Linked DNA regions of Mus musculus: regions 2 and 3 are each linked to region 1. A link is a loop called in an ENCODE intact Hi-C map of the cell type or tissue named here. Cell type or tissue: left cerebral cortex. All regions are shown on one strand. Region 1 overlaps St6galnac3 (ST6 (alpha-N-acetyl-neuraminyl-2,3-beta-galactosyl-1,3)-N-acetylgalactosaminide alpha-2,6-sialyltransferase 3). Region 2 overlaps St6galnac3 (ST6 (alpha-N-acetyl-neuraminyl-2,3-beta-galactosyl-1,3)-N-acetylgalactosaminide alpha-2,6-sialyltransferase 3). Region 3 holds the start of Gm52620 (a long non-coding RNA gene).

The links. Peaks named below come from ENCODE experiments on the same cell type or tissue, not always from the same donor. Only the 100,000 strongest peaks of a DNase experiment are listed, where the experiment ranks them.
Region 2: a loop joins it to region 1, with 2.0 times the contacts of the local background. A loop is called at or near these places in 2 of 42 quality-filtered maps.
Region 3: a loop joins it to region 1, with 5 times the contacts of the local background. A loop is called at or near these places in 2 of 42 quality-filtered maps.

The regions. Positions count from the first base shown.
Region 1 is chr3:153,233,623-153,236,122 of GRCm38, reverse strand. All of the region lies in intron 3 of St6galnac3 (ST6 (alpha-N-acetyl-neuraminyl-2,3-beta-galactosyl-1,3)-N-acetylgalactosaminide alpha-2,6-sialyltransferase 3), which reads left to right. Among named protein-coding and RNA genes, the nearest start is that of Gm33066, 10 kb to the right of the region's middle. In left cerebral cortex, no CTCF peak of the experiment used is centred here; a DNase peak (open chromatin) is centred at 1,035; H3K27ac peaks cover 337 bases.
Region 2 is chr3:153,492,524-153,495,023 of GRCm38, reverse strand. The region is part of intron 2 of St6galnac3 (ST6 (alpha-N-acetyl-neuraminyl-2,3-beta-galactosyl-1,3)-N-acetylgalactosaminide alpha-2,6-sialyltransferase 3); the gene reads left to right. Among named protein-coding and RNA genes, the nearest start is that of Gm46831, 16 kb to the left of the region's middle. In left cerebral cortex, a CTCF peak has its summit at 1,194; DNase peaks (open chromatin) are centred at 1,213 and 1,783; H3K27ac peaks cover 457 bases.
Region 3 is chr3:153,076,569-153,079,068 of GRCm38, reverse strand. Gm52620 (a long non-coding RNA gene) reads right to left here and starts at 798. Exons shown (of 2, transcript XR_003954593.1): 1 at 530-798. In left cerebral cortex, no CTCF peak of the experiment used is centred here; DNase peaks (open chromatin) are centred at 620 and 966; H3K27ac peaks cover 852 bases.

The DNA.
Region 1 (2,500 bases):
AACTTGATAGATCTGAAATATTTACTTCCCACAGTAATGCAGCTGCTTCTGCTTCCTCTGCCTCTGCCCTCCTCCCATGGCTGTGGGTTCATTGCACCTCTCCCCCTTGTGAATATTTTATGATTGTTTATTTCCAGACATTTGATAGAAGAAACACTATTAATACTTCTCATTTCTTTTTTCATTAGCTGTTCCCATTAAAATAAATTCCTTGGTAATTCTCTTCCGCATGCAAAGAACCGAAAGGTTTCTGTAAGATTTCTTGAAATTTTTAAGAAGCTTTTGTGTTTCTGCCAGTTGTAAAGGTAGTATTCCCGACATTTCATGTTGCAAAGGAGCTAAGTGTTCTGTAAAAAAAAAAAAAAAAAAAAATACCCTCATTCTAAAAGGAAGACTTACCTGAAATATCTTAGCAATTATAATAAAATAGGTTGCTTGATTATTTTATTGCTCCATCGTTTCTCATCGTTTCAGCTATTGCATATCAATGAGATCATGATCATTAAAATAGTTTTCAGAATTTACAATTTTACATCGTATATATTCTGTCTATTCTCTCATACTGGAAAACTTACCTAGTGGTAACAGAAATAACTTGCCATGAAAATGAATTCTGGAGCAAAGGTTAATTCTTAAGGTATATCTTATAGACTCAATTTCTACCTTCAAAATTCTTATCATTAAGTTATCATATGAGGCTGTCAGGTCTTTGGGAAAGAATTAGAATAGGATTAGGATTAGATGTACAATAAAGGAAGACAGCTCCGCCCCACCCCACCCCTGCCATGAGTGAGAGTAATGTCTTTGGAATGAAGAGAGAGCTTTCTTTATTCTTTTCCATCTCAGCATGGAAGGACACTACAAGATGTCAGCAGTGTGCACACTGAAGAAGAAAGCCCTTACTAAAGCACAGAGATCAGGCACATAGACCTCCAACCATAGATTTTTGAAAAATAAATGGCTGTTGTTCCTAAGACATGTTGCTACAGCAACCTGGGTATCAGACTGAGAGAAAACAGTCTAGAAACAAGATCGCTTTCTCCTGTCTCCAGTGACGTCATACCAGCCTTACTCCTGTCTGTATTCCAGCCACCTCTGGGTACACACAACTTGATTGGAACTGATAACACAGGATTGTTGCTCACCTTCCCTTGCTCCTTCCCCTCAAACAGTGTTGGCTCCCAGGACATGCCTATGCTTGCCTCAGCAAGTGTGTGAGGCGCTCCTGACCCCACGAGTGCTTCACTGTGCTGACTGAATCAGGCTGGGCCTGCCTTGAAGTGTCTGGCTGGGACATTGTAGAACACATCAAGGTTATTATAAAATAAATGCACCAAAGCAGTATTTTTGCCAGCCTTTAACTTATGAATATGGATTGGCTTTAATAATTAGATTAGAACACTACTTCAGAAGCCATTTATCTAATGTATTTTTCCAAATGCCATTTTGCTAAACACTTTCCTGAAAAGGGATGTCTACAAAATGCACACAGTGCACCATGGCTGGTACACACCCTACAGAGACGTCTCTGCCAGGTAAACAGAAGGTTCACGTTCCGCCTTGGATTCTTTTCCCATTTTATTTCCTAGTGTTCCTTAGGACATTACTAGAGCTCTAGGAAGACTTAAATGAGATGAGCAGGTAATTTAAAGGAAGTGTGGGTTATTTTATGATCAATAGAGAAATTGGGACATTGGGTCTTGGTTCCAAAGATGTAATTAAAGAGTAAAAGCATTTAAACCATTGGCTCAGGAAGCAATAGAAATTTTTTGCCAGAGTTTAAAGAGAATATTAAAAAGAGATGAAGTGCTGAGCGTGGTGGTGCACGCCTTTAATCCCAGCACTCGGGAGGCAGAGGCAGGTGGATTTCTGAGTTCGAGGCCAGCCTGATCTACAGAGTGAGTTCCAGGACAGCCAGGTCTACACAGAGAAATCCTTCGAGAGTGTGTGTGTGTGTGTGTGTGTGTGTGTGTGTGTGTGTGTGTGTGTGTGTGAGAGAGAGAGAGAGAGAGACAGAGAGAGAGACAGAGAGAGAGAGAGAGATTAAATCAGAAGGTAAAGAAAGCCTATTTACATGTGTGACAGTTCTACTATGGGCTAATGTAAAGTCCAGACAAGGTCGTGTTAATCCTTAAGATACTTTAACATGGGAGAGGTGTTCCCATCTGCAAAGACACTGCCTAAGATGGGTTCCTAGTCTTTCCTGTCAAGACCCCAGCAGTGAATCGATGGCCCAGCTGGCACTCAGGCCTGGCCATGACGAAGAACAGTTGAAGCCTGTCTCTCAAGGCTGTGAGGAAGACATACACAGATACTAGTGAGCTGGTGACAGCGTACTGCAAAGAGTGAGAAGTTGGGGGATGAGGGGCTTCAGAAAAGAGAAAAATAAGAAGAGGACCCTAGCTGCCTACAGACTGCAAGCTAAGGATTACTCAGAGTACAGGGAACAAGCCGAGAGGGAACAACCATCAGGGCCACTTGGATAGAGATGGAGACTGAA
Region 2 (2,500 bases), 260 kb before region 1:
TCATGGGATTTGAATGTCCATTGCACATTCTCCTTGGTTTATATAAAGTCACAATTTCATTTGTAAATGAGAAAATAGGCTACACTAGACAATTCTCAAGTCACATGTTCAAAGTGTCAGGGGTGAGTTTTGAACCTGCCTCCAGAGCATCAGTTAAGGCTGGGTGGAAGATAGAGAGGTGGGGAGGAGGTAGGAGAGAGCTTACAAAGGCTAGCACCTTAGTCTGAAGTCTGGATGTTTTTTAACTAAGGGTTCAGCTGCCTGTCACTCTTCCCTGTGGGTCTGTCTTACTTGCTTGTGTTGAACTTCTGAGCCCCGTGGATCTTATATGCAGGAGTGCATTTTGTGGTGCCATTAGGAGCTATGGTGAAGACCATAGCTGGGTCAACTATGCAACTCTCCCTCTGTCCTTTCATAGTCCGGCAGAAATCACAGCTACCACGCCATTCCTGCCCTGCTGCTGATGAACTGACCTCCTGTGTCTCTCCCTATAGTTTTCAAAACCAATGGTGCTATTTTTCGTTATTTAAGTTCTGTTTAAAAAGCAGGGTGATTGTTAACTGTGTTCTTTTCCAGGTTGTACCAACGCATTGGCCCCGAATTCCCTGAATTATTTGTCAGATGGGACAGCATTTTAGAGTGAAAATATCAGTTTTCCTAAATTAGAGAGTTGGTAGGAAATGGCAGTCCGGCTTCTTGATTTTAAACTAGGTTGAGATTGATATCCTTTGGCAGGAATCTACTGAGGATCAAAGTGAAGCAGATTCTTAGGTGATAAGCTCTGAGCCAAAGGGCCCTAATGCTTACTATTGAAGGCCTGGTACCTCAGAGGGGCAAGTCTGTGCATCTTTGATATTCCTGGGAGCCAAACGAACACCAGCTGGCTTGACTGCCTTCAGTACCCCACAACTTTCTTGTTTTCCAGCGATTGGACTGTGGCCAATCTGCTGTCCAAACCAGGGTGAACCTTCCAATTCTCCTTTTCATTAAATAAGGTGCTCTGAGCCTGTTGTTGCTCTCCCCGGTTAGAGTCCAGGGATGGAGTCGCCTGACAGTGGCTGCTGTGCTTGTATAAAGTGCTGTGGCCTTTACAGGCAGGCAGACTTCACAGCATCAGTAATATCCACCATCGGATCTGCCTTAGCATATTCCTGCCACTGGGAAGCATTTATTTCTTTCATTCTTTCTTTATTTTTTTGCTTGTAGCATGGAAGAAAGCATCTTAAATTCTGTAGGCTACATAATTGTGCCCACGAGCCTTCTCTTGCAATGTGTCCTGCCCCCATAACCGTTTTTCTCTGTAAGTGAAGTTAACTATGCAGAAAGCCAATTAGGAGAATTCGCTTAGGATTCTTTCCCTAACTGTCTCTTACAGTGCATTTGGCATTACTGCCAGACAAAGATGTTCAAAATATAGCAAAATGGTCTGTATCGGCCCTTCTACTTTCTACCTTCATGTGTTAGTTGCAAATACCAGTTTTCTATATGTAAAGATGGCACCAGGGATTTGTTTGATTTGCCTCCTTAGCAGTGGTGGGAAATATTTGCACACTTTTTATAATAATTAATGATTATCCACAGATATTTGTTTATTTTTGGTAGGTTTGTATAAACAGTATAACGTTTACTGAATAATTCTGCTGTCTATGGCATCCACCATTTTCAGTAGAGAACAGCCAATAAATGAAGCACAAAGAAACTAAGTAGCTCACTGATGTCACAGAGCTGCCTTCTGTTGCTCATTCCAGATAGACCTCCTCTTCACCAGGCTGGCTTTGTTGTTCTCAGATGATCATAATCTTAGCGGCAGCTTCCTGAGTGCCTCTCTGTGCCAAGTGCTCTGCTAAGTGCCTCAAGTGGAATGAAAGTCATAGCCAGCACTTTCTTGCCAGTGGATCAATCTTATTTACAAATGAGTAAGCACAGGGTCAAAAAATTAAGTAACTTACTCAAGGTTGGGTAACAGCATGAGGGTTCTGGGAAGTGTGACTTTTTTTTTTCCATATTTCAAATCTAGTATCTAGTTGAAAATGAAATCTTGAGAAATTGTCTGGCTGACAGAGGCCATCTTTCAGCTACCAGTGATAGGGGAAGATTAACTCCATCTCCAGCACTGCAGACCATGATGGCTTGCATCCTGTTGGCAGTGTCTAATAGACATCCAAGATCCTAGTGCAAAGAAAATGTAGCTGTTAGATTCCCAATCCTCCATATATGATGGGAAAATGTAGCTGTTAGAGTCCCTGCCCTCCAATTCATGATGGGGCAGAAGCTGACAGGGGAAACTTCCTGCCAACCAGTGATTCTCAAATGGCTGGTAATCCTGAGAGAGAAGCTGGCATTTTGAATGAGACCCTTGTGAACCTGACCGTTGAATGTTCCGACTGAGGTGTGCTGTGTGTGTGTGGGGGGGGGGGGAGGCAGGGGATGAACAGCCATACAGCTTCCTCTCTTGAAGGATTACTTGTTCATGAATTCTGGGAAGAAGACTGAAAATGGA
Region 3 (2,500 bases), 160 kb after region 1:
GGGACCAGGACTGTGAAGAGCCCAGCTCATCAGCTAAGTGATTTCTAAGATCTGGAGTTAGGTGCTGTGTATAAGCACCTTGCTCTTCTTGGATAGGAAATCTAGACACAGGAGAGGCAGATAGACATTAAAAAAGGTAAAAATAGAGAAAGATATCATAGATAGATGGATAGATAGATAGATAGATAGATAGATAGATAGATAGATAGATAGATAGATAGATGATAGATAGATAAATGGATAGTTAGATGGTAGACAGATGGTAGATGGTAGAGAGATAGATGGAGACTACCTGTGTTCATATCCATGGTGGGTTTTGGAAAAGGTCCCTGTATTCTCAATCATGCCTTGTCTTTGTGTGAGGTCAAGTTAGTTCCTGTATGTGTAACCGCAGGGACCTGACTAATATAGCTCAGCAGATGGCAGGAACAAAGCACAGAAGAGAAAGGAGATGAATTTCTCAGCTAACAGGTGGCAGGGAGGGTGCGTGTGCCTGGTCCCATCCCTCCAACTTTGCCCACACACTTACCTCTACGGCCCACTCGGGAGACACATTTCCAGCTTTCTTTTTCTTTTTCTTCTACTTTTTCTTCAATGCAGAGTGAGAAACAAATGAAAGAAACAAAACATTCTAAATGATTAGTCTCTGCCAATGGAGCTGGACAGCCTCCAGCTTCCCACATAGTCACCGTCAAGCAGCTGTCCCCAAGAGCGCAGGAGGAACTGCTAAGCCGGGGAGAATTCTGCTTTGGGAGCAAGCACACGCTGGTCCCAGAAACAGAGAGGTAGAACAGTCAAGGACACAGAAAGCGGTTTTATACCAGGAAGTTTGAATGCAAAGGTTAAGCAGACCAACGAGCGGCCAGTGTGGGGCGGAGCCCACAAAAACCTCCTTTAATCTCAGGAAGAACTGAATTACTATTAAATGAGTTGATACAATTTACAGCTAAGGAAGAGGAAATACAAACTCACTTACTGGCATGTTTCCATGTCTACCAGGTGCCCATGCTGACAACAGTTCTCCCTTAAACAGACTGCACCATTTGGAAAGAATTTCATTAAATCCAGCTAGGGCCCGACCATGCCTTCTCTAGTACCTGGGTGCTTCATCTAGCCATGCCTTCTCTAACTTTCCTCCACAGTAAATAGACTGATGGCTGGTTTAGGGTTGGCTGTAAACGTGTGCTCCATGCATGGATTATGTTAAGTCAGACATACTGTGGGACTGGTCAAAACTGGAACTGCAGCTTGGGAACACCCTCATGACCATTGAGTCCCTCCCCCCCCCCCCCATGCAACCCAGAGGCTCCTCTTTCCACACTGCTCTTGAACACACCAGCATTGCTTCCTTCAGAAGACCTGTGAGCACTGGGCGAGCTGGGCAGCAGAGCTCTTGCCCAGTACGCCTGAGCCTTGAGATTCCACAGCCCCTAGCACCACACAAAAGGCACTAAGAACTGGTAAGGGGCTCGAAGACAGAGGAATGGCTATGTGCAACAGCTCGCTTCTGACGAACACAGAGCTACATTTCTGATGGACGACTGGCTGTATTCTATCAGGAAAAGGGACCCCAATAAGCACAAAGGGCTAACGGGGTTCGTAGCTAAGACGACAGGCAGTAATTTCAAAATGGTACTCTGCATGATTGATCCGCTTTCAGGAGGCCTTCCATGGCAGGGCTCTGAGAGGTCTTTTATCATTATCTCTTTCCTCTGCCCTGAGTTTTTCTGCGAGGACTCTGCGCAACTCTCTCTCTAAGCCTGGCTCCTATGTCACTTTCAACTCCCCTTCAGGGCTCAGTGAGCCCCAGTTCAATCTCCTGGGAGCACAGACTTCTTGGTCTTGCTGCTTTCCTTCTCCAGCATAATCCTGTCATGATCTTTATGTCCTCATACGTACCTGAGGCCTGTCCTTGTGATTACTAATTCCACCCCATCTCTCTGCAGTAAATTGAGCTGAGAGCCATTGAAAGTACAGGCTCTGAAAGTACTCTACCAGTGAGATATGCCCCACACCTCTTCTCTTTGGTTTCAACAATTTTGCCTTCCAAATTTTCTTTCTGCTGTGCACTTTAGCTTGGTTTGGATAGTGGAGGTCCTCAGCTGACCTTTCTTTCTCTTTCCAGCTCTACTGCAACAATTCTGACTCTGATGTAGTAAGGATGCTGCCAGTGGTCTAAAGGACATTTCATTCATTTCGAGAAAAGGGTGAAGGGGAAAGTTCCCCTTGCGTGGTATTTTCTTCCCACACCATCATAACAGGAGTCAGGAGACCAGCATTTTGCAAAATCTTTCAGAGCAATATTATTTCTAAGGATTAAACCTAAAGGGAATTCAAAGTCAGCCATAAACAGCGAAGTTAAAAGGCTTGTTAAGTCTCTCCTGCTCTGATGTACTTGAGTCCTAGCTTGCAAGGAAGCTTCTGATGTATAAAGAGGCACGGGGGGATCTCAGAAAATACAAACTTTTAGTCAGGCGATGAGCTTCAATTTCTATTTATC